Linked DNA regions of Mus musculus: all the other regions are linked to region 2. A link is a loop called in an ENCODE intact Hi-C map of the cell type or tissue named here. Cell type or tissue: gastrocnemius. All regions are shown on one strand. Each heading gives the region's core, and the rest is flanking DNA. Links, peaks and the distances in the headings are about the cores only.

What was found. A loop is a pair of places that touch in the nucleus more often than their neighbours do. Peaks named below come from ENCODE experiments on the same cell type or tissue, not always from the same donor. Only the 100,000 strongest peaks of a DNase experiment are listed, where the experiment ranks them.
Region 1: a loop joins it to region 2, with 3 times the contacts of the local background. A loop is called at or near these places in 3 of 42 quality-filtered maps.
Region 3: it touches region 2 in a loop (2.4-fold over the local background); 23 of 42 quality-filtered maps call a loop at or near these places.

Annotation. Positions count from the first base shown.
Region 1 is chr2:167,508,090-167,518,385 of GRCm38, forward strand. Rnf114 (ring finger protein 114) reads left to right here. Exons shown (of 6, transcript NM_001360930.1): 3 at 2,787-2,893; 4 at 3,123-3,237; 5 at 4,428-4,535; 6 at 6,577-8,084. The coding sequence ends at 6,642. Among named protein-coding and RNA genes, the nearest start is that of Rnf114, 9.8 kb to the left of the region's middle. In gastrocnemius, for the core only: a CTCF peak has its summit at 5,099 (motif pointing left); a DNase peak (open chromatin) is centred at 4,487; H3K4me3 peaks cover 337 bases; H3K27ac peaks cover 3,306 bases.
Region 2 is chr2:167,413,392-167,423,687 of GRCm38, forward strand. Slc9a8 (solute carrier family 9 (sodium/hydrogen exchanger), member 8) reads left to right here and starts at 8,319. Exons shown (of 17, transcript NM_148929.3): 1 at 8,319-8,374. The coding sequence starts at 8,361. In gastrocnemius, for the core only: CTCF peaks have their summits at 4,509 (motif pointing left) and 5,996 (motif pointing right); DNase peaks (open chromatin) are centred at 3,028, 4,486, 5,981 and 7,606; H3K4me3 peaks cover 770 bases; H3K27ac peaks cover 797 bases.
Region 3 is chr2:167,342,406-167,347,405 of GRCm38, forward strand. The region is part of intron 1 of B4galt5 (UDP-Gal:betaGlcNAc beta 1,4-galactosyltransferase, polypeptide 5); the gene reads right to left. Among named protein-coding and RNA genes, the nearest start is that of B4galt5, 4.3 kb to the right of the region's middle. In gastrocnemius, for the core only: a CTCF peak has its summit at 2,630 (motif pointing right); no DNase peak of the experiment used is centred there; H3K27ac peaks cover 118 bases.

The DNA of each region.
Region 1 (10,296 bases), core at 3,113-8,112, 95 kb after region 2:
TTTTCCTCCACAGGTCTGTCTGGAAAGGCTGGGTCAGTTTGCTAAGTGGTGTTGCACACTGGTGACCCTGCACTTGGGCTGTGGGGGAGGGTAGCTTCCCACTTAGAAAGTTGCTCTGCACTTTCTACCTTTAGGCAAGTGTTTCCACACACAGCAAGGTGCACCTGCCACTTACTGTGTTCTTCCTCTTACATGAGTGCACTGTAGCTGTCTTCAGACACACCAGAAGAGGGCATTGGATCCCATTACAGATGGTTGTGAGCCCCCATGTGATTACTGGGAGTTGGACTCAGGACCTCTGGAAGAGCAGTCCGTGTTCTTAACCACTGAGCCATCTCTCCAGCCCTCTTTCTTCTTTTTTTGTTTTGTTTTGTTTTTCGAGACAGGGTTTCTCTGTGTAGCCTGGCTGTCTTGGAACTCACTCTGTAGACCAGGCTGGCCTCGAACTCAGAAATCCGCCTGTCTCTGCCTCCCAAGTGCTGGGATCAAAGGCGTGCGCCACCACGGCCAGCTCTTTATTCTTTTTTTATACTTGAATTTATACTGTGTGTCTTTGTTATTTTGTTTTAGTTTTAATTGTGTTCAGAAAGGTTCTACTGTAGACCAGACTGGCCCAGAGTTGCACCTGCCTCTGCTTCCAAGTGCTGCAATCACAGGCATGAGTCACCACAGCTGAAACTCAGTGCTTATCCCTGCCAGGTTTGTTTGGGGTTTTTTGTTGTTTTGAGACAGAGTTTCTCTGTGTGGTCCTGATTGTCCTGGAACCAGATACCAGGACCCAAGGAGATCCACCTGCCTAGACCTCCCAAGTGCTGAGATCGAAGGCCTGGGCCACAACACCCAACCTGGTGCTACAACAACAACAAAATCCCAAAAAACAAACAATAGGGTCTCTTATCATCAAGACTGGCTTTAAACTGATCATCCTGCCTCTACCTCTATAGTGCTGGATTACAAATGTTAGTGATGATGCCTGGCAGGTTTCTTGTCCTCCCCTGCCTCTTTTATTTATTTTTATATTTTTACGATTTATTTATTTTTATGTGCATTAGTGGTTTGCCTGCATGTATGTCTGTATGAAGGTGTCAGATCCTGAGTTTGTAACTAACTACAGACAGTAGTGAGCTGCCATGTGGGTGCTGGGAATTGAACCAGGGTCCTCTGGAAGAGCAGCTAGTGCTCATATTTGCTGGGTCAACTCTCCAGCCCCACTTTTTATTCTCTAGTCAGGGTCTCTGTGCCCTCAGCTGGCCCCAGGCGCAGTAAGTGTGGGAATGTCTTTGGACTCTTGAATTCTCCTAAGTATCATAAGGTAGATGGCTGTAAAATGGATCTCTCTCTCTCCCTTCATCCTTTCAGAGGGTTTAATATTGGGGACACAGTAAGACTGGGAAGTTTGTACAGGTTTGTTCCCACATTTAAGTTGAGGCTCCTAAGTGGATAGCTGAGTCCACGCCCTGGGCCGGCTTCTGTGCCTGCACTCTGGGATTGGATCCTTCCTCTCTCACTGTTTTTCATTTCAAATCTTAACAAGCTGGCCTCCATCTTTGTCTTTTTTCATGGACGCTCTCTGTGTTCTCCATTCCCAAGGCTACTGGTGCATGCCAGTGATCCAGCACTGGGGAGGTGGAGGCAAGGAGACAAAGGTTCAGAGCCAGCCTGGCTATATGACACCCTGTCACAAAACAGTAAAAAGTGGTAGTTGTATGGTAGGCACAGCCCCATAAGATCTCCCTCCTCAGCCAGGCGTGGTGGCGCAGGCCTTTAATCCCAGCACTCGGGAGGCAGAGGCAGGTGGATTTCTGAGTTCGAGGCCAGCCTGGTCTACAGAGTGAGTTCCAGGACAGCCAGGGCTACACAGAGAAACCCTGTCTTGAAAAACAAAACAAAACAAAACAAAAAACTATCTCCCTACTACTTTCTTCGTTTTGTGTATTTTTTTCTCTTTCCCCACTATTGATTTACTCACTTTATATCCTAATCAAAGCCCCCCCCCCCCCACACACACACACATATAATTCTGTAAGAGCTCCCGGCCAAGTGTTAGTGTGTACCTGTAGTCTCTACTGAGGAGGTTGAGACAAGAGGATTTCTTCAGGCCAGTTTGGGTAATAAATCAGGACCCTGTTTCCAAACAGCAAAAGTGCAGCTGGAGGCAGACTATGGTAGTTCACACTCTTCAGTTTCTGTGTAGGTTAGGTTAGCTTGAAACTCTTGGTGGTCCTCCTGCCTTACCCTTCCAGAGTCCTTGAGTTTACAGACATGTGCCACCATGCCCAAGTAAGAGACAAATTCAAATGTGAGTGTAGGGCCACCAAGATGGCTTTGCAGGCAGTAGTGCTTACTGCCTGATCCTGAGGACCTGAGCCCTGAGCTCAGAACCCATGGGTAGGACGGTGCTGTAGTAGAAGCGTGTGGCCTGGCTTACCTGCTAGTGAAAGTTCTTGTCTCAGACAAGGTAGAAAAGTAAGGACAACAGCTTGAGGTGTCCTTGGCTTCCACACAGGCAAGTCACATACACATGCACAAAATAGATAAGAGTGTGGCGTACTTTTAAAAATAGCACACAGGAAATGTCAGTAAGCAGAGAGCAGATGGTGGGGAGGGTGACCCCACAGTGGAGCAGATGTAGGTAAATAAACAGCAGCCTGGCTCCTGTCTGCTAGCACAGTCAGGAGTGGTTGCATTGCTCAACCCAGTGTATGGGTCTAGTTTTCTTGCCCTTGGTCTGGGATCACATCTTATGAACGTCTCACTAAATATGGGTCCTGCTCTTTCTATTCAAGTTCATCCTATCTAAGATCCGGGCCCATGTGACGTCATGTTCCAAATACCAGAATTACATCATGGAAGGTGTAAAGGCCACCACCAAGGATGCATCCCTTCAGCCGAGGTACCGACCTACTCCCCAGAAAGACGTGGGATGTGTGTGTTGTTGGAGGGTTTAGGTGTTTGGATTTGGAGAATTGGAGGTGTCACTGGAGCTGGCTAAGGGTGACAGGTTTTGGAGTGGGGGTTGTTCATGTCAGTGCGTCTGATTTGCAAGCACTCAGTTCCTGCTTCTTTGGGGTGCAGTTTGAGACTGTGGAAAGATCTCAGGGTGCTCTTTTCTCACTTCCCAGAAACATCCCAAACCGATACACCTTTCCTTGTCCTTACTGTCCCGAGAAGAACTTTGATCAGGAAGGACTCGTGGAGCACTGCAAACTCACTCACAGCACCGATACCAAGTCTGTGGTAAGAATTGGCTTTTTTTTCTTTGACTAGGTAAAAAGTCATACTTACAGAAAATGACCAGGCTGTACAGTGAAGTTGTACCCTTCACCTAACGTAACATTTTGCCCAAATTGCTTAACTGTGTTATATATGTGTATGATTTTTTTTTTTTTTTTGATGAGCCATTTAGGAAGAGCTAACAGATACTGTTACCTTTTCCCTCTGAATATTTCAGTGGATATCTTAAATTTTTCTTTAAAAATCACTTAGACAAAACCAACAAACTCAGAGTCTTGTGTAGGCAAGGCTGGCCTCAGATTCATCACGTGTCACAGGTGGGTTTGAATCTGGTCCTTCCGCTTCACCTCCCAAGCCAGGATCATGAACACAGGCCCAAGCCACTGCACACAGCTGCAGATGGTCTCTTTTCATGTTCTTGTTGCTCGGGCGTTGAACCTGGGGTCTTCCCTCTTTTACCAGCATTAAGCCATGTACAGCCCAGACGCTGTCAGGATAAGTGTGGGTGCTGTCAGAACTGGTATAGGTAGTTCACACTCCAGCTGTGTTCGAAACTGGGTGCCTCATTCCTAGGCCAGTCAGAAGTGGCAGGTGCTGCTTCGTCCTTGTCTAGCTAGGCTCGCAGCTCCAGCACAGGAGCGTCTTCAGGTTTCACCATGAAAGATGACTTCTAAAAGGCCCAGAACTCATGTGGCCACAGCAGTCCAGCAAACTGAGCAGAGCAGGGAATCAAAAAGGGGAGTCAGGAGCTGTACCACCTGGGCTGCCCAAGTGCTGCTTCACTCTTGTGAGCCAGGGCAGCCTGTGCTCTGTCATTGTCCTCAAATCACTCCTGTAGCCAGGCTAGCCTTGAATTTCTGCCTCCTTCCTCTGCCTCCTTGGTGCTGAGGTTACAGACATGCACTCTGCCCCACGCCTGTTCAGATTGGGTTTTGTGTGTACACTTTTGGCCTCATCCCTGTCATCTGTCCTTTACTTTGTTATCATTGTGTCCAGCTGGATTTTACCTTCATACAAGCCTGTACCCATTCCCACGTGTCGTTTTCTGGGTTGCTTCATGTTTATGGAGTAGAGTGACCACGCACTGTACCTGGGCTTGTCAGTAAAGCTGTCCTATCAGGAAAGGGGCTGAGCAGAGGTCATGGAGAGTCAGCTCAGGCATCAGATGGCAGTACCTTGCTTCCTCCTGACAGGTTTGTCCCATCTGTGCCTCGATGCCCTGGGGAGACCCCAGCTACCGCAGTGCCAACTTCATGGAGCATATCCAACGCCGTCACCGCTTTTCCTACGACACTTTTGTGGTGAGTCAGCACCACCCCATGGACAGCACTACTGCTCAGGTTTCTGGAAGGGGGTTCCCTGGGGCCCTGTTCTGGATTGAGGAGCTCTCTGTGCCAGAGGGAAGCTGCACGTGTCTCTCTTTGGGCGAGTGGGTACCAGAGTGAGACTTCAGACGCCCTGGCAGTTTCTAGCTGTGAGGCTTCTTCCTCTTCTCGTTCCTCTGCCTCCTGGTTTTGCCCACTTGTGCTGTGTGTGATTTTCCCCTTTGGAGAACTTAGTTGGATTCCACTCCAGTCAGCTGCCCATGAAGATGAGGCAGTGGATGGAAATGGCTCTTGAGGGGCTTTACGGGCTGACTGGGTGTGCAGCTCCAGCTGATGGTTGCTGCCTGGAAGTACAAGTGTGGCTTAGCCCCCGTGCAAGACATGCTGGGTTCTATCCCCAGGAGTGTAAAGACAGTAACACAAACCAGGGTCAAGCTAGAGAACAGCGGGAGTGAGGGGCACATAGTGCAGAGGACCCAAGTTCAACTCCCAGCACACTTGAATCTCTATCTCTGGAGATCTAGCACCCTCTTCTGGATTCTACAGACACTGCACACATGACATTCTCTGCTCCACACACACAGGCAAATAAATACATTATATATGGGTTTCTCTGTGTAGCCCTGGCTGTCCTGGAACTCACTCTATAGACCAGGCTGGCCTCGAACTCAGAAATCCGCCTGTCTCTGCCTCCCAAGTTCTGAGATGAAAGGTGTGCGCCACCACTGCCCGACCAAAAAAGTCTTTTTAAAAGAAAGTCACACCTCAGCTTGTGGGCACACTTTTGTTCTCCCAGCACTTGGGAAGTGGGGGCAGGAGGATCAAGAACTCAAGACCAGCCCAGGCTAGAGACTTGTTTCAGAGCGGAGAAAACAAACATTTATTCTCCAAGACTGACCTTTCACTAACTGCAGAGGTAATGTCTTTGCTAAAACCACTCAGAGTTTTGCCTCACTGAAGGTGAGTGTGTGACTGTCACGTCCACTGGACTCTTCACTTTCAAAAGCCTTGCTTGGTTTTGGGGCACTGAAGCCTCTTAGAAGCAGCATCTCAGTTGAGATGTGTTTGTCTGTTTCTGCAGTTGATGAGCTGAATTCAGCATTTGAGTATTTTGTCTGGGCAAGATGTGTGTACTATTTTCTGGACCATTCACTTTCCATTGAGGAAGGAATTTTGTTTTGGTAGTGTGAGCATCCGCACACTTGGGATGCAATCTGCATGCATGGACAGAGCTAGGTATCAACATCAGATGTCTTACGGGTATCTCCACCTAGACTGGCTAGTGGGGCGAGCCTCTGTGGTCCGTGTCTCCAGTGGAGAGCACTGAGATCTCAGGCGTGCACCCGATACCCTCTTCTTACAATGGCGGTGGGGATCTAGACTCAGGTTCTTATGCTTGACACAGTACGCACTTTACCACCACAGTAATCTCTGCAGCCCCAGGAATGGCTACTTCCTAATTTTTAGATTTAATTAATCTCTTTTTGGTTTTTTGAGACAGGGTTTCTCTGTGTAGCCCTGGCTGTCCTGGAACTCATTCTGTAGACCAGGCTGGCCTCGAACTCAGAAATCTGCCTGCCTCTGCCTCCCGAGTGCTGGGATTAAAGGCGTGCGCCACCACGCCCGGCTTAGATTTAATTAATTAATTTTATTTTATTTTTATGGGTGTTTTCCTGAATATATGTTTGTATACCACATGTGTCCAGAGCCTGCCAGAGGTCAGGTGTTGGATTCCCTGGGACTGGAGTTAGATGGTTATGATCTACCATGGGTGATAGGAAGTGAACCTGACTCCTAACTGCTGAGCTGTCTCTTCAGCACCAAACTGTTACTATTATTTAATGATGAGACAGCAAAGACACAGAGAGATGAAGTCATTTTCCCAGTTCCACAACAACTAGACAGGGTCCTGGGGTCCTCAGCAGCCCTCTCTAGACACTCTTGGGAGGCTCTTTTGAAGTGACTCTTCTGGGTGTGAGCAGGTACTCAGGCTGCTGTCTGTCTTCTCTGCCCTCAGGATTACGATGTTGATGAAGATGACATGATAAACCAGGTGTTGCAGCGCTCCATCATTGACCAATGAATCGGGTCCTGGCTGTCCACCTCACTCTAGAGCTTCCATTGTGCATTAGGTGTGAGCCCTTGACTCTTGCACCTCACATGTAATGCAGATCTGGAATTGAGCCATGGCACCAGACAGGGTCACTTCTTCAAGGGTGATGGGGCCCTAGGGCAGAGAGAGCCCTGTTTCCTCTGGGCTCTTGCCAGCATTGTCTTCCCCACTGGTGACCTTGTTTGTCCCATGGTCTGCTTTCACCACACCTCAGCTACTGCCTGCTTTAAGAAGAGCCCAGCTTCTTCTCCTACAGGATCTTAATCGCATTCATCCTGTTGCCCAGTGTTCATCTCTCAGGTCCTTCTAGCCAGCCAGGACCTTCCCTGGGCTGTGAATAGCACAATAAAGCAGGGACTCCTTTCCTTGGCCCTGAGGTGCCTTGGTTCTGCAGTTTACTGGGCCAGGGCTCTGCTCCTCTCCTCCTGGGTGACATCGCAGTCTGATGGGGGAAGTTTTGGTTACTGCTGTTTCCCTACACCTGCACATCTGTACACCTGAGGGCTTAAATGCCTGATGGTGCCTTTTTAGGATAAGGTATCACCATAGAATTGTAGTGGAAATGTTGGGTAGCAAAGATGGGGTGTGTTCATGTGTAAGTAGGGAGAAGGTGTAGGGTGTGTGGCTTTTTGGTTTACTTTGATGCTGATGAGTGTTCTCAGGTGGCTGGGTCGTGTGCCCCTCTTATTGAGTATATGCTGACATTCTTGCTCTGAAGAGTGTTGGAGGGAGGCACCGACTGCTGGGTGCTGCTTGGTAACTTGATGAGCCTGAGCAGTATTGCTGCCTCCTTGTGCAAGTATGTTTTAAACCCTGCCTTTTGTTGTGGAGGCAGTGGTAAAGCCAGGGTCATACCTGGGAAGTTAAAGTTAGGCCCCTGCACAGTCGAGGGAGGCGGTCTGCTGAGGCTTTCTTGAGCAGCAGCTATAACAGCTGGAAATGCAGTCATGTTACAGAGCACAAGGAAGAGCACCTCCAGTCAGTTCCACAGGACAGACCCTCTACCAGGCCTGGGGCTTGGGAGTGAGTCTTCTTTCTGGTCATGGGGCTCTGGTCCATCTGAGACTGCATGTAACATTGTACTTGTGGCACCACGCCTCCACAGTGGTGCCTCTGCCTGCCAGGGCCAAGCCAGCCCAGATGCCAGCAGAGTCGGACAGGATCATTTTCCCAACGTTACTGCTTCTTCACTGTACCCTCTGGAAAGGTTTGCTCAGGAGATGTGTGGAGGGAGGTTCAACAAGACCTGCCCCGAGCAACTGGGAAAGGCACAGGTGTGCCACAGTGCAGCAGGGACCTCTTGTCCTTCATCACACTCGCTGTTTCTAATATGACTTTCCAGAAAGTGTGGTTATGTTCTGTCTTATAGAAAGTGAAATATAAATAAATTTCATAATTTATCCAACCAGTAAGCTGCAATGTTTTCATTTAAACAGCTTTTTCTGAAGTGTGGGCCCAGCAGCCTCTAGAAGGTTGTTACTCCAAGGGAACACTCTTGTCTGTCCCTGAGTCAACCTGGCTTCTGGTCAATTCTGAGAGCAACTGAGCCTCAAGCACCTGGCTTCTCTGAAAACTGAGCAGAAGTCTGTCCATCTGCCCATGTCCCTATGTCCCCATCCCCCCTTAAAATAGGGGAATTCACAATAGCAGGCCAGGCTCTCGCAGCTGCAGTGACTCGAGTGTAACTCAGACTTCAGGCTGTGCATGTGTGCATTGTGTCAGTTGCTGACACCTAATGAACCATCTGAAGGGGTGTACAGAACCCTGTACTGGATGCTGCCTGGGGTGTTCTGAGGGGCTAGCCTCCGGGAATTGGTTTCCATCTTGGTCCCACAGGGACCTGAATAAAGCCCAGAGATCTCAGCAGTTCCTGTCTCAGCCCTGACTGAGGACATGTTAGAATGAGCTGTTCTGTTTATTCCATCCTGGAGAGGACGAGAAGAAATACCTAGTCCAGATGTCCGAAAATGGCCTGTTCATTCCAAGATCTCCAAGGGAGATTTGCATTTCAGTTGAGTCCTGGACTCCAGTTGTAAGTCTGACACTGGAAGTAAATCCCTTGTAATACTAGAACAGGTCTAAAAGTAACGTATGCCTAGGCACAGTGACATACACCCTTAATCCTCTGCTTGCAGAGACAAGCACATGGATGTGAGTTTGAGGCCAGCAGGACTACATAGTAAGACTGTCTCCAAAATTTGAGCTGAGACCTAAATTCAGAGCTGAGTCCAGAGGCGTAAGGTGACAGCATGCTTACCCCATGAGGCACTGTGGCTATGAGGATGGAGGGAGCAGGACTATGGGGGTCAGTGGAGGAGACTGGGCATGGGTAGAAAGCAGGTTGGAGGCTCCATTGGCTGAGAACAGAAAGGATTCTGATGGACACGGGCCAGCTTAGACCCAAGTGAGGCTCCTTGGACATATGGAGAAGACTAGGAGGCAACCACTGAAGTGGTCAATGCTGTCTGGCACCTGGAGTGGTCTCGCTGGGTCAGGTGGAAGATGCACTATGAAGAGAGGCAGGCAGCGACCCCGTGGTTGGCTCCTAAAGGCCAGGTAAGTAGAGTTGTGGGGGTTGAGCTCTGTGGTAATGAGGGAGGAAATCAGTCATGTGTATTATTGCTCTTGTGGGTTTTGTTTGCTGTGTGTTTCACCTTGCAGTCCGGGCTGCCCCTAATTCTCAGCAGTCTACTGATGTCAACCTCCTGAGTGATAGAAGCTGAACATCACCCATGTCCAGGAGAGACTAGGTCTGGAGGTCTGGAGTCCTGTACACATAACAAGGGGCCAGCCTGCCTTTCTGCCATGCCCTTTCTCACCCACCCCTGCACCACTCTACCCTTAGTCTGAGTAGCAGCCATGTATCCGTGGTCTTCAACTGACTGCTGCACATCACAGCCAGACTTGCCAGCCTCCAGCTAGACAGTCCCCCAGTGCATCACAGTTGTGTTCCGGCATCTGCTCTTGTTGGCGAGGAATTAAACTGAACATCCACTTAAACTTTTTGTCATTCCCTAATAGAACTTTAGCTTCTGAGCAGAAGATCTTTCTCCCATGTCACCTGTATCTCAGAATCCTCCAATCTCATCAGCCACCCTCAAGTGCCACAGACCCTCTCTCCATAACTGACTCGACCCAAAGGCTCCTCCTGGAATCCACGTGACCTCGTGGCCAACTCTGGTCAGAGAATGATTGTGACCTCCCTGTGCTGCCCGTGACTCCCGAGGGTGGGAATGACAGACTTAGGTCTCTACACCCACCTTGGCTTCAGTTTGATTCCTGGAGACCAAACCCAGGTCTCAGGCTCTAACGTTCCATTTCCCACTCTCCCTAACCCCTTTATCCCAGGCTGGCCTTCAACCCAGGATCCTCCTGTCTCAACGTCTATTGTGCATGGCCATATTTGGCTTTGAGTAGGCTTGATAAAAATGCCTAGGGTGAGGCTGGAGAGATGGCTCAGTTAAGAGCACTGGCTGCTCCTCCAGTCCTGAGTTCCATTCACAACCATCTGTAATGTGTAATGGGATCTGATGTCCTCTTCTTGTGTGCATGAAAACAGAGTACTCATATATAAAATAAATAAACCTTAAAAAAAATTCTAGAGTTGAAATGAACTACTATAAA
Region 2 (10,296 bases), core at 2,993-7,992:
GGGAAAACAAGTCTCCCTGGCTCTCCAAGAGGGACACAGCCCTGCCTGCCCCCTCAGTTTAACTCCACGAAGCTGCTAAGCAAAAGATCCGGGAACTTATGAATTTGGGGTGTTCTAGTCTAATCCCCTCACACCATATCCTTCACTGGCTTATAGCTGTTTGTTTGTTTGTTTGATTGATTGAGACAGAGTTTCCTTCTGTAACACACCCTGGCTTGGAAGTCACTCTGCTGTGGGACTTGCTATTACTGGGTAGTCCAGCCTGGCTTTAAACTCACGGCAATCCTCCTGGTCCAGCCTCCTGATTGTGGGGATTACAGCATGAGCTGCTATGTCTGGCTTGGGCCCCTGTTTTAGTTTTTGAGATTATTTTATTTTATTATGTGCATGGGTGTTTTGCATGTATGTCTGCACTACATGTATGCAGTTTACTCAGAGGCCAGAAGAGGGTGTCAGATCTTCTGGAACTGGAGTTCCAGACCCACCATGTGGGTCAGAAAGAACAAGTGGTCTTAACCACTGAGCCATCTCTCCACTCCCACCTCCTACCCCCATTTTATTGTTTTTAGTTTTTGTAGAATTGAGAAAATTCTCACTCAAGACTTTACCTATGCAAGGCTCTACCATCGAGCTACATCCCAGCCCATCTTCTAAGTAAAGCATTGAACACGATTTCAGGTCTCTACACCTGTGCAATGGGCTAAGCGGACTGACGGCCTTCCTCAGGTTGCTACAAGGACTGAGGTGTGACTGAGCAGTGCAGCACTGTCCAAGCAAGCAATGGATGAACAAAGGCAGAAGATGGAGACGTTCTTCCTCAGGAAGCTTGGACCATAGAGACAGAAACTCAGAAAGGAAGGAGACACGGATGGAAGGAAGAGAGCAACCGAAGGGGGAAGAGATGTTTGATCACAAAAAGTCCTCAGAGACATGTACAAGTCCTTAGGACCCAATGACAAGCACACCTATTGTCTTCGGCACTGTGAAGACACCATGACCAAGGCAACTCTTATAAGAGAAAGCATTTAATTGGGGGATTGTTTACAGTTTCAGAGGCTTAGTCTATTATCAGCACAGCAGTGGGCATAGCAGGCATGGTGTTGGAGAAGTAGCTGAGAGCTACATTCTGATCCATAGGCAGAGAGAAAGACACTGGGCCTGGCATGGGCTTTTGAAACCTGAAGACCCCGCCCCCTCCACTAGTGACACACCCCCTCCAGCCAGGCCACACCTCCTCAAACCAAGTCATATGTCCTCCAATAAAGCCATACCTCCTCCAACATGGCCACGCCTCCTCCAACAAGGCCACGCCTCCTAATCCCTCTCAAATTGTCTACTCACTGATGATGAAACATTCAAATATATGAGCCTGTGGGGCCATTCAAGCCACCACACCTGCGATCCCAGCCTTCCAGACCATCAAGAAAATGTTATGATAAAACAACAACAACAGAAGAACCGAGACAAAAAGAAATGGGGTTGGAGTGACAACAGGGAAACACAGTTCTCACCTCAAAAGGAAAAGGAGATAGTTTATTCTAAAGCCAGGTACGAATGACTGTGCCCCAGGTTTGGAATTTCAGGTGTCCTCAAAACTCCACATTTCAACCTAGTAAGATGACATGAAAAAAAATTTTTTTAAAGATTTATTTATGCCAGGCAGGGTTGGCACATGTCTTTAATCCCAGCACTCGGGAGGCAGAGGCAGGCGGATTTCTGAGTTTGAGGCCAGCCTGGTCTACAAAGTGAGTTCCAGGACAGCCAGGGCTACACAGAGAAACCCTGTCTCGAAAAACAAAACAAAACAGAACAAAACAAAAATTTTTTTCAGGGTCTAGAGAGATGGCTCAGAGGTTAAGGGCACAATCTATTCTTCTGGAGGTCCTGAGTTCAATTCCCAGCAACCACATGAAGACGTCTTGAGAGAGTAGTTCTTGCTCTTCACTATGTGTCTCTGGGATTGAAATCAGGCCCTCAGGCTTGGCGACCTTGGCACCTTAGTATTGAGTCATCCAAACAGCCCAAAGTATTGGTAGTGTGTGTGTGTCTGTGTTTGTGTGTGTGTCTGTGTGTGTGTGTGTCTGTGTGTGTGTGTGTCTGTGTGTGTGTGTGTCTGTGTGTGTGTCTGTGTGTGTCTGTGTATGTGTCTGTGTGTGTATATGTATGTGTATGTGTGTGCATATGTATGTGTGTGCATATGTGTGTGTATTTATATGTATGTGTGTGCATATGTATGTCTGTGTGTGTGTGTATAAAATATATGATACCACACAGTCCTGATGGGCTTTGAACTTGCCATGTAGATCAGGCCGGCCTGGAACTCGAGGATCTGCCTGTCTCTGCCCACCAGGTACTGGGGTGAACGATGTCTACCACTAAATCTTGTGATAGATTTTTTTTCCCTGCTACCAGGGAATGAATGGAGCCTAAGACCTCAAGAGGCTGGCTGAGAGCTCAACCTCAGAGTTGTAGCCCACAGCGCAAGCCTTTCACCATGTAAAAGGTCTCATCCTAAGGCAGTTGACCCTCAGGCATTCGCCTACTGTGACGTGGGGGTTATACCCCACGGGGCCCAGGCTCCAAACCCCACCATATTTCCTGTCGGCTCCTTAGACACAGCCATGCAGCCTGAGTAAACAGGGGAGGGCTCCCACCGGGTGGCATTTCAACTGAGACAACAAAAAGTTTACAGACAAGGAGGGGAAAGACCAAGAGAGAACAGGGCCAGAGCTTGCCCTGCAGCCAGACGGCCTTCTAGGGAGGGGTGCTGTCAGAGCAGCTGCAGGCTGGAGCTCCAGCGGTGCTGGACCGGGCATCCTGGCGCCTCTGCTGCCTGTGCTCTTCTGACAGTGACCTCTCTGCCTGGTACGACACATGCTCAAGTTCAAAGACTCTATTTGCCTTCCTGGGGCAATAACCCAGGAATAGGTGAGAAGAGCCTAGGACTTTCCCACAGGCCAGAGGGCAGGTCTGTAGCAGCCCGAAGGTTGGCTGAGGTTGGCACCAGGCCTAGCAGGGGTGTGACCGGGAGGCCAATGACCTTCACAGAACCCCAGCTCAGCATTGGTTTAGCAGGCCAGTGGGTGGGTTAGAGGGGCAGCTCTCTGAGAATCTGAGCTATGGGGCTCTTAACCAGTGTGACCAGCCAGAGCCCCAGGCTATTCCTCTCAGAGCCAAGGCTACATCTCACTGAGCATAGGGCTGCCAATGAAAGGAAGGTCTTGGCCCCAGTGTAGAGGCAGACAAACAAGGCAGCCATGAGCAGTTACTGTCCACACCAGGCTGCACCTAAATCCCAGTCACGACAGTGGCTTGCTGTGTGACATCTTGGCTTCTCTGTGTCTTTTGGACATACTGGTATCTGCTGGCATGACTGATAAGGAATTAAGGAAACAACAGTATCACACCTATAGGAAGAGCTCAGAGTCAAGCGGGCAGATCTGAAGCACTCTTTTTATTGTGTCTTTTGTTAACAGCCCTAAGCCTTGGCAGGTGAAAGCCTGTTTCTGCCACCAGGCCCAACTCAGACTTCTGTCTGCACCAGGAGGCCACCTCTTGCCACCTCTGCCACATTATCTTTGTCCACCTGCCATCAGCTCAGTGTGGGTCAAAGCACAGGCCTCCTGGTTCAGGGGCTTCCACCCTAGGCCAATCAACTGCCCAACCACCCTTAAGCAGCCAAGCCGATTCTCTTCCAAAGGAAACCCTCCCATGAACTATTTTATTTTATTTTATTTACTGTATTTTTTGAGACTAGGTTTCTCTGTGTAGCCCTGGCTCTGTCCTGCAACTCACTCTGTAGATCAGGCTGGCCTGGAACTCACAGAGCTCCACCTGCCTCTGCTTCTCAAGTGCTGGGATTAAAGGCTTGTGCCACCACCCCTGGCTGACTTAGTTTTAAATGTTTATTTATAGTTCTCTGTGTGTGTGTGTGTGTGTGTGTGTGTGTGTGTGTGACTCCGTGCATGTGGAAGTCAGAGGACTTTCTTCCATCTTTACATGACTCCGATGGACCTAGCTCAGGCTGAAAAGCACCTTATACTGCCAAGCCATCTCCCCAACCCTTTCCTCCACTTCCCAACACGGCCCGGGTGAACTTATTGGCATTTTTCCTGAGGGGCTGGAAAGAAGGCTCAGCTGTTAGGAGCGCTTGTCGCTCTTGCAGAGGACATGGGTCCCATTCCCAGCACCGGCACAGTGGCTCACACCCACCGGGAACTCCCGTTTCAGAGGATCTGAAGCCCTTGTCTGACTTTTGGGGACGAGAGATTTGGATGCACAATCATGGTGGGCCTGGAACTGGCCAGTCACAGCAGGATGACCTTGAACTTGCAATGCCTTCTGAATGGCAGATCCAGAAGCCCAATACTCGTGCTTCCCCTCTCCCTTTTGACAGAGTCTGGCCAGATTGGCCAGATTGGCCAGATTGGATTACAAGCAGGTATGGGCTCTCACACTATTGGTGACCCTGCGGTGTGGCTGGAGACAGCTCTATACTGCCCCCTGCAGTCTGCAGCCTTAGTTCTTTCCAGAGACTTCCTCTCAGGTAAATCCAGGAAGAATTCTTTTTCTTTTCTGCTTTCGAGACAAGGCTGACCTCTGATGTAGCCCAGGCTGGCCTCTGATGTAGCCCAGGCTGGCCTCAATCTCACTAAACAGCCGGGGATGATGACCTTTGACCCTCTGGTCCTTTTAGCTCAGTCTCCCCAGGACTAGGGCTTAAACTTTCATGTACTTGAGCAAGCACTCTGCCAACCGAACTATATGCTCAGTCCCAAGATTCGAAAGGAACAGGACATTTATTTACTGTGTGTGGGAGGCATACATGCCACCACAAGGCACATATATGGTGACTGAAGAACAAAGTTGTTGGTTTTTTTTTTTTCCCCACCATGTGGTCCCAGGTGAAGCTTAGCCCCTCAGTCTTGGTGGCAGGCCCATTTAACCCACAAGCACTACCAGCCTAGGCCCAGGACTTTTGGCCTGGCCACAGAAAAAAAAATTCAAGATGAGTATGACGAGGTCGTTTTCCTGTGTTTTGTGTTTGACACTTTGGTGTATGCATACACACATGTGCAGGCCACAGAGCAGCTTTCAGGAGTTAGTTCTGTTCCGTAGGGCTTGGCATTGGCCCCTTTACCTCCTGAGCCAACTCACTGGTCCCTTAGAAGTTTTCTTTAAGAGAGGCACCAGGAAAGGGTAAAACACCTGTGAACACTTGGCTGTGAGCTTAAGAGAGCTGGGCTGCTTTTAGAAACCCCAGCTACCTGCTGCCCCTGACTTCTGAAGGCAGGGCTCACAGTGCGGCTAAGGAATTTCTTGGGTGGTTGGGCCCTGATGTGCCAAGGATGGTGGGACTGTAGCCGAGGAGATGAAACTCTCTTTCCCAGGGGCTGCACGGGAAACTTGGGTGCTTTCTCTAACAGAAATCTGTCTTTTTGGGAAAGTCCCAGGAAATGTGTGAGTGGGGAGCGAGGTCATGCTCTCAGTAATCTGTCTGTGCTCAGGCCTTAAGAACACTTTACTGGGGCTGGAGAGATGGCTCAGCGGTTAAGAGTACTGACTGCTCTTCTGAAGGTCCTGAGTTCAAATCCCAGCAACCACATGGTGGCTCACAACCATCCGTAATGAGATCTGATGCCCTCTTCTGGTGTGTCTGAAGACAGCTACAGTGTACTTACATATAATAAATAAATCTTTAAAAAAAAAAAAAAAGAGGACATCTTACTGCTGGGAGGTGCAGAGACGGGCTCCACAGCAGGTGGAATAGCCTATCTACTTCATAAGCCAAGCCTGAAGACCTGAGTTCAGGACCTAGAACCCAGAGGTAGGATAGAAATGACTCCACAAGTGTCCTCTGACCACCACATGCAGGCCCCAGTATACTATTTTTAAAATTTTTCTATTGATATGTATGGGTGTTTTGCCTGTATGTACATATATTTATGCAGTATGTACATGCAGTACCTGCAATGGCCAGTAGGTGGTACCAAATCCCCTGGAACAGCTCATTGCGAGCCACCAGGTGGTGCTGGTACTTGAAGCCAGGACCTCTGGAAGAGAGACCAGGGTTCTTATCCACTGAGCCATCTCTCTAGCCCTTTGTTTACTATTACCACCCTTTGAGACAGGGTCTTTTATGTAGTCCCAGCTGGCTCTGGAACTTATTCTGTAAACCAGGCTGGCCTCAAACCCAGGAGATCCATCTGTCTCTGCCTCCAGAGTACTGGGATTAAAGGTACATGCCACCACTCAGCCGGTTCAAGCCTTCTCAAGTTCTTTGTTTTTAAAAATTCCATTTATTTGGGATGTGTGTCTTGGGATTTCTACTGCTTCAAGGAAACACCATGATCAAACAACTTGGGGAGAAAATGATTTATTTGGCCATAAACTTCCACAGCACGGTCCATCATCAAAGGAAGTCAGGACAGGAACCCAAGCAGGGCAGGAACCTGGAGGCAGGAGCTGAAGCAGAGGCCATGGAAGGGTGCTGCTTACTGGTCTGCTCAAACTGCTTTCTTATGGAACTGAGGTCCACCAGCCCAGGGATGGCCCCACCCACAATGGGCTGGGCCATTCTCCAAAAATCACTAATTAAGAAAATGCCCTACAGCAGAATCTTATGGAGACATTTCCTCCATTGATGGTCTCTCTCTCTCCATGATTCTAGCTTTTGTCAAGTTGACAAAGAATCCAGCAGTGTGTGTGCATGTCATATCCATGTGTGGAGAATTTGCAAGGGTCAGTTCTCTCTCACCATGTGTGTCACAGAAACTAAGCTAAGGTCATTCGGCTGGTGGCATGAGCTGTTACCCAGAATCATCTCAGCAGTCTTAGTTTTAATATCCATATATGAAAATTTTTTTACGTGGGCAGCCTTCTTGGCACACATTAATTGTGCTGGAATTTTTGTTCTCAGCTAATGTGTGAGGCTTCCCTTGTTCGTTTAATTTTATCTTGCCTTATACCTGGCTTTCCTAGTTCCTTTGTATAGTCTGAACCCCACAAGGTACATCTCAGCATACAGTAGGTCTCTACAGAGAACTTGGGCATGTTAGCTGAATGGAAGACCACCTGCCTGCCATATGTGTTGCCCTAGGTTCCACCCCTGTACAGAAGTAGACAGATGCCTGAATGGGGGTGGGGAGGGGTGTCTCTCACCCTCCAGTCCCAACTGCTCAAGAGGATGAGACAGAAGGATCGTTCTTTGGGAAAGTGACATATCTGTTAAGCGTTATTAAGTGGGGGGGGGGGGGGGAACTACCTAGGGTGGAAGGGGCCCTGAAGGAGAACACCCAGAAGGTCCCATAAAGACCTCAGCAGTACCAGGCCAGTTTTAAGCAATACAGACTAGACAGTTCAAGTTATCTTCGGTGTTGAAAGCCCAGTGGGCAATGCGCTTGCTACGCAAGCACGAGGACCTCAGTTGGTATTCCCAACATCCACACAGAAGCCAGGGATAGCTGTTGGCATCTGTAACCATAGGGACAGGGAGACTGAGAAGGAGGATCCCTGGGAGTTGTTGGCTAGCCACTATGTCGCGTCCCTAGTTTCAGGTTCACTGTCTCATAACTAAGGTGGAGCGTGAGTAAGGAAGACATCTGATAACCTGGGACCTCCTAATGTACCCCACCCACCCCCGCACACACAAAGGTTAAGAAAAATTTGTTGGGATAGTTCAATGAGTAAAGGCGGTGCCGCCAACCCGTATTACCAGAGTTCAATGCCGAGGACCAACACGGAGGAAGGCGAGAATGAAACCCCTCAAGTTGTCCTGGATCTCATTTTCACATCTACCACACCAACCAATAAACCAATGGGGAATGTCCAACCTCTGCCTTGCTAGCTCTCAACTTTTATAATCGGAGTAAGTACACTGTCTAGCGTTTCAAAGACCCTCTGTCTACTCTCCCCACAGCAGGGGAAACTGAGGCCGCCTCGGAACGCGCCTGCGGACTCCCTCCGCTCCGCACAGCCGGCCCGGACGCCCAGAGAAACCACTTTCCCCCATTCTGAGCCCTGGGATTCTCACGCGGGGCGGACGGCTTGGCTCACAGCTGAGTCACCCAGATCTCAAAAGTTTCCTCCAAATCTTTCCCGCCCGGGGACCGGAAAAAAAAAAAAAAAAAAAAGTCCGGATGTCCCAAGGCCAGATCGTCACACAGCCTGGCCGGAAAAAGCCCACAGAAAGCCCCAGAGGTCGTCCCACTCCCAGGCCACAGAGAGGACAGCGCAGAGGGTCGCCCTGGGAGGCCAAGCCCCGCCCCTGCCCGCAGCGGAAACCGGAAGCAGCCGCCGGCCCCGCTAGCCCTGCGGCGCCGAACTCTGTAGTCTCGGAAGCTCGCAGGATAGGGGAGAAGATGGCGGAGGAGGAGTGAGTGCGCGGCTTCGGGTAGCGGAGGCGGCAGGGCCGGGCCGGCGGGCGACAGCGGGCCTGGAGCGCCCGGGTGGAGTGGCGCGGGCCCACCTAGCCAGGGTTGGCGGGGGGCGGGATGAGAACATGGGCCCTGAGGCCTCCCGGAGGTCCGACATTGCTGACCACGCGCAGGCCTGGCGGAAGCCGCGAACGTCCTTCCTGCTCCCGGTTTCCGGTTATCTCAGGGTTCCCTGGCTCTCCTCCTCCTGATCCAGGAAGTTCTCCCGTTGCCACGAGCAGCCCCTGGCATCCCCCGTAACCATCAGCAACCTTCATTGTTCTTGTCTGCCCCCAGCAGGTTTCTTTGATTCATTGACTGCTAGTTGACCGTTTTTCTCGGCCCTGGGCGTCAGGAGCCGCCCGCAGGGAGCCGCCACGAGGCTTTAGTGGGAGACTTTTGTGTGGACTGGGTGTTTTTGGACCTTGCCAGATGCTTGGATGGAAATTGGGTAGCATGAGGGAAGAGGAGCCCACCCTAGGTGGGAGAAAGACGTCTCGTGACCCGCAGCTTGAAATCTTAGAGGAGAGATGGGGAAGATGACGTGTTAAAAAGGCCCGAGTCCATCTTCATGCTTGGCAGGACACTGTTGTGTGTTACAAATTCTCTCTTTGAAATGAGCCCCAGAAAATTAACAAGGAACCCCTTAATTGATACCGAACTTTAACTAAGAGCATTTCAGGTAGCTCTTCGGCCACTGAGGAGCGAAAGTCATTAGATCTTGTTGTGTAGCTGTACTGTCCCAGACATTCACATAGTCTCAGCAGGACAAGATAAAAGAGGTAATACAGAGCCAAATGCTTTGAGATGTGGGCTTGAAGCTTGATCAGTTTATGGGGTCCTGGAATGAGGCAGTGCTCAGTGGTCACAATTCCATCACTACTACATTAGTTTACAGACCTAACCTTAAGAGCACAGGCGGAAGCCTTGCATAGAGTGGGATGTTCCAGAGCAGGAAACTTGAGCCATTTGAGATTCCAGAAGGGTTTGGTAGGGTAGGTTAGGGCATTCTAGGGAGAAAAACGGGGCAGATTCAGCTGACTTGGTCAGTTAAAGGCTGGAATCTTGCCCACCATTCCTGAGGTCAATCCCTAGTTTAGTCAAACACACACACTGCACCCAAAATTCAAGGAGATTGTAGACTAGGAAAGTAAATAATACTGAAACTGGGGTGTAGGGAGACTCCAGTTCCACCCTAGAAGTCTGTTTGTGTTTTTCTTTTTGAGACAGGTTCATGTAGCCCATAAAACTGGTCCTCACTGAGTATCAGTATGTAGGCCAGGGTGACCTTGGTCTTGAACTCTTAGCTTTCCTGCATCTGTCTCCCAAGTGCAGAGATTACAGGCATGGATTAACATACCCTGCTACCCTCGTTAAGTTCAAGGGGCAGAGAGCATCCTCCTCCCCCCAACCCCAGACAAGGTTTCTCTGTGTAGATCTGACTATCCTGGAACTTGCTCTGCTGGCCTCCAGCTCAAAGAGATCTGCCTCTGTTTTTTGAGTACTGGGGTTAAAGACATGTACCACCACACCCACACCTGCCTGCCTTTGTTTTCTGTTGTTTTGGGTGGGGAGAAAGGGATTGCAGGTGATCTAGAGTCTGCTGCATGCCGGGCAGGTGCTCTACTCATTTACATAAGACAGGGTTTCACTGTGCAGTTCTGGTTGGCCTGGAATGCTTCCTTGATAGGCCGAAAACTTGTTGGCATTGATTAAGGCATGTGCCGCTGTGCCCACCCCTTTTACTTTATAGTTGAGACAGGGTCTCTCACTAAGTTAGTGAGACCTGGGCTGGCCTTGAGCTCGCTAGCCCCTGCCAGCTTTGAACTTATGATCCTGTTGCCTAGCCAACTGTTCCGTAACCCCAGGCTTTACATTTTTG
Region 3 (5,000 bases), core at 1-5,000, 74 kb before region 2:
ACAACAAACCTGAGGCCAGCTTGAGCTACACTAAACCGCCTCCAAAGTCATTTTTTAAAACATAGATTCTAGGTCCAGCACGGTGGCAAACACCTTTAGCTTAAGCACATGGGAGAAGCAAGAGAATCTTTGAGTTCAAGGGCAGCCTGATCTACATATTTGTTTCAGGGAAAAAACAAACAAACAAATGGAAGAGCCCTCACAATCAGCAGTTTTATGAGGTGAAAATACATTTTCTCTTTTCTCATCTTTCAAAGTTTCCACTTACTAGACACAGAATTAAGTAATATGTTTAAAAGCCTATAAATTATAGTGTTTGGAACACCTGGAGGGTGAAAAAGAATAGTCCTCCATACTGCTATTTATTAGAATGTGTTTGACTTTTATTAAAGTAACAAAGAATTGTGTCCAGTAACATACAGAGATTAATTTACAGCCCAGTTCTCTGCTTGCTTGTTCACCACTCCACACTCACAACCTCGGCTACTCCAACGCCACCTGTACAGCTCATCTCCATAATGAGGTCGCTCCCTACCTCAAAGAGCTATTCTTAATTGATGCAGGTAACTAAGGCACCTGGGAACAATGTCCAGGCTCCTTCCACAGGCAGTGTCTGTGTCACCAGAGGAGGAACAATACCCCCCAGGGCAACCAACTGCTCACTCAAGGTAACAAAGGGAAAGGGGGAAAGAGGGGAATTCGAGAAGGGACAGCTCTCTGAATAATTTAAGGTGCTGCTCATGCTTGGGGAAATTGAATTCATGGGAGGATCCCACATGAACGCTCCTCGAACAAAAGCACTGTATAAAAAGTCCCAGAGTCAAAAGGCATGCTCTTCACTGCCACTCTGCAGACTGGAAGCCCAGGCTAGAGGGCCCTGTTTGCGGCTGAGACCTTAGATGAGGGGCTGGAAAAAGCAAGACTCCTCTGCATAGTAAAATGTGAAGGGTGACCCTCATCCCCTATCAGAATAGAAGCACAAAACCTTCCCCTAGGAGGGACCACAGGGGTAGAAATGCTCTGCCCTCACTTCCAGGCTATCCCCCAGCTGACAGTACACAAGAAGGATGCCACCAGACAACCTGCTGACTAAATGAGTGAGGCCTCTCCACCTCCCTATGCTGGGTCTGCTGGTGACGCTGACTTAGCCCTCCAGGACACACTGTCTTCCCTTTCTATGTGTTTCTTCCAACTAATCGTGCCATTCGTCTGCCGCATGTGCCCTTGAGCCATCACAATTCTTAACTCTGGGCAAGTGAATGGCTCAGTCTGGCTGATACGCCCCCTTTGAAGTGAAAGCTGTAGTCAGAACTGACAGCATCTGGGAACCAGACAAGACAAGCAAATGCCAACTTGCTGAACCACTTTTTTAATTCCCTTTGTCTCGGTGGTCTACAAAATACTAAGTAAAGTCAGAGGTGGGTCCTGGGACCTGGACAATGACTCTGACTTCCCGGGTAGCTCTGGATGGGATGACTGGAGGCCTCCTCTCTGCTCACACCCACCCTGCTGGCTTCTGATTAGCCCTTATCTACCCAGCTTCAGGGAACTCCTGATTTTCCCCGACAGACCACAGCAGCCCTCCCGTTACGGTCACAAAAACCCAAGCAAAGGGACCAGGCGAGTCAGCAGTGTCCTAGTGAGTTGGTGGTGTCTTGGTGAGTCCATAGTGTCTTGGCGATTGTGGCTTTGGGTTGTCACTCTCTCAAAGAACTCTAGAAGACATGGCAAAGGGGCTCTCCTTCCTGGCTGTCATGATCTCAGCTCTATGGACCTTAAAGTCTGGGAGGAGGAGCACCTGTTCTCACGGCCAAAGACCAGCTCAACCCCAAACCTCAGGCCTCTCCTTGACAGCAAGAACTCTCCAGAGGACAGAAAACCTAGTCGGAGCCCTGACAGCAGCGGTACTTTTCTTTCTGCAAGTCAGCCTGCCCTCTATACACGTTCCTCAGAGGAAGGGAGGGAGGGCACTATTCAAAGACATGTCTAGAACTTGAGAGGTGAAGGAAGAAAGACCAGAATTCTGTTCAGTTCATGCTTGACCACACGGAGAGTTTGAGGCTAGCCTGGGCTACATGAGACCATGTCTCAACAGAACAACATTTGTGAACCTGAGACAGAAAAGAACACTGAAGGGGAAAGAAAGTGTCTTAGCAGGAGGTTTTTCATTTCCCAAAGCAATCAGATTCCCCAATCTGTATTTCCTCCAGAAAATTCATATAGTAAGGACATGGAGACATTCAGAAGGCATTTTTAAGGCAGAAACAACAAAGGGTTTTCCTGCCGTGACGTATGTAAGGGAATCTGAACAGTCCAGTATTTATCAGAAAAACATCTATTTGGTTATGTAGCAAGTGTACTTTCTCTATAATCTTCAGTCCAGTACTTCTTTAGAATATTAACAAACTACTAGCACTCCATATACTAAATCATTCATTATCTTGATTGAGATATAATTGTCTTTTAACACACAGGACTCGCCCATAGACTCAAAGGGCACTGGCAGAACAATTCAAAGTTCAAAGCCTGTTTAGGCTACAGAGTGAGTGAAATCCTGCCTTGATTTCACAGTTGTTTTTAAAGATTTGTTGATTCTATGTATGAGTGCTCTGTCTGCATGTACACTTGCATGCCAGAAGGGGGCATAGGATCCCATTACAGATGGCTGTGAGCCACCATGTGGTTGTTGGGAATTGAACTCAGGACCTCTGGAAGAGAAGCCAGGGCTCTTAACCACTGAACCATCTCTCCAGCCCTTGACACCTTTCCTCCCCACCCCCTTTCAAATTACATTTCCATACACACACACACACACACACACACACACACACACACACAAATAAGGGAAACCAAATGACTTCCTCAAAGTTATCTGGTCAAATCAGGAGGGATCTGAACAACAGGCTCTTTCTTGTCTTTCACTCGCCACAAATCAGCCCTTCCTTGGGACTAAGTGCACCAAACCGGGAAAACCATCCCCACTTCCTTTCTTCAGCAGTGAAAGAAGCAGAGAAAAAAACCCGGCCGAAAGGGCAACAGCAGAACTCCAAATAGTAAACTTTCAGTAGAGAGCTCACTGTTAGCCTTAACCACAGGCAGCACCACTCTCAGAGATCCTGTTGTAAGATCAGCAGAGGTCTGCAGCCGCTCTCTACATAGCTTGTCAAATGAAGGGCCATAAAATTATTAGGATGTTTTCCCACCAGCACCTGCGTCTACTATTGGTCTATTCTCCTTTAAGAGACCTGGTCAGGCTGGAAGCGCTCTGAGGTCTGAAATTCCTCTAGTCAGAGGGTCATAAATAAGATCAAAGTTTTCTCTAGAAAGGAAGAGGGCATGCCAATGCCGGCAGGTCAGTGATAAGAAACAAACATTCCTCAGGCTGTGGAGAAGGAAGGACTTCAAGGAAAGGTAGCTCAGCAAGACTTCTCCCCTTCCCCTTCTTTTTCAACCCTCACCTCCGCCCCCAACAGGAATTGCAGCCAGGACCTCACTCATGCTAGATGATAACTTAATGCTGAAATTTGTGAGCAGATGTCTGTCTGGGTGTATGCGTGTGCCACACATGTGGAGGTACCTGACACTACCAGAAGAGGGCTTGCATTCCTCTAGCACAGTGGTTCTCAATCTTCCCAATGCTGCGACCTTTTAATACAGTTCTTCATGCTGTGGTGACCCCAACCATGAAATTATTTTTTGTTGCTACTAGTTCTGGGACTAGCCTGTCCTACATAGAGAACCTGTCTCAAAAAAAAAATTTAATTAAAAATTTAATGTGTATGGGTGTTTTGCATGCATGCTTGTCTGTGCACCATGCAAGTGCATACCTAGTGCAGAGGCCAGAGGAGGGCAATGGGTCTCCTGGAATCAAAGTTACAGGTGGTTGTAAGCTGCCATGTATCTGCTGGGAATTGAAGTCAGGTCCTCTGAAACAACCAGTGTTCTTAACTGATAAGCCATCTCTCCAACCCTCTAGTATTTTTTTTTTCCCGAGACAGGGTTTCTCTGTGTAGCCCTGGCTGTCCTGGAACTCACTCTGTAGACCAGGCTGCCCTCGAACTCAGAAATCCACCTGCCTCTGCCTCCCAAGTGCTGGGATTAAAGGCGTGCGCCACCACTGCCCGGCTTTTTTTAACTTTTTGAAACAGGGTCTATGTGCGCCACCACTGCCCGGCTTTTTTTTAACTTTTTGAAACAGGGTCTATGTAGCCTTAGCTGTCCTGGAACTCACTGTGTAGACCAGGCTGGCCTCAAACTCATTGAGATCCTCTTGTTTCTGACTCCCAAATGCTAGGATTAGAGGTGTGTACCATGATCATGATACACAGTTTAAACTCATTTTTATAACAATCTCAAATAAGGTTTTTATGTCCTAAGGAACATAAACCCTTACATTCTCTAAACTTCTTTAACCTTTGGGAAAGATTTACCACAGCACAATAGGAAGCTAGACATTTGAGAAATTAAGTTTGTTAACAAGAAAGGCATGGAAGAGGCTGGCAAGATGGCTCAGCAAAGAAAAACACTTGCTGTTCTTGCGGAAGAACCAGGTTCGGGTCCTATCACCAACAGGGTGGCTCCTAACTATGTGTAACTCCAGTTCCAGAGGCTCCAATGTCCTCTGCATTGAATGCATGTGGCACACAGATACACATGCATACACAACAGACACACACATAAAATACATGTCTTTTTTAAAGGCAGGATAAATGAAACAGTCAAATAGTTAACTGTAAGTGAAGGGATGTGAACTATAAGATGTCTCCTCTTTACCACTCCCCTCCACCCCCTTTTCTGGTTTGTGTCAGGAATCAAACCCAGAACCTTGCACAATGCTAGGTACCACTCTACCACCCAGCCACATCCCAGCACTGCTGGTCCTATTCTTTGCCAACAGACTTTGAATAGCAATGGATCTGTTCTCTCAAACACTTCTAAAGTCACTAATGAAATCTCAAGAGAGTTGAGTCTTGCAGTGACACAGGGTTTGGGATTCTAAG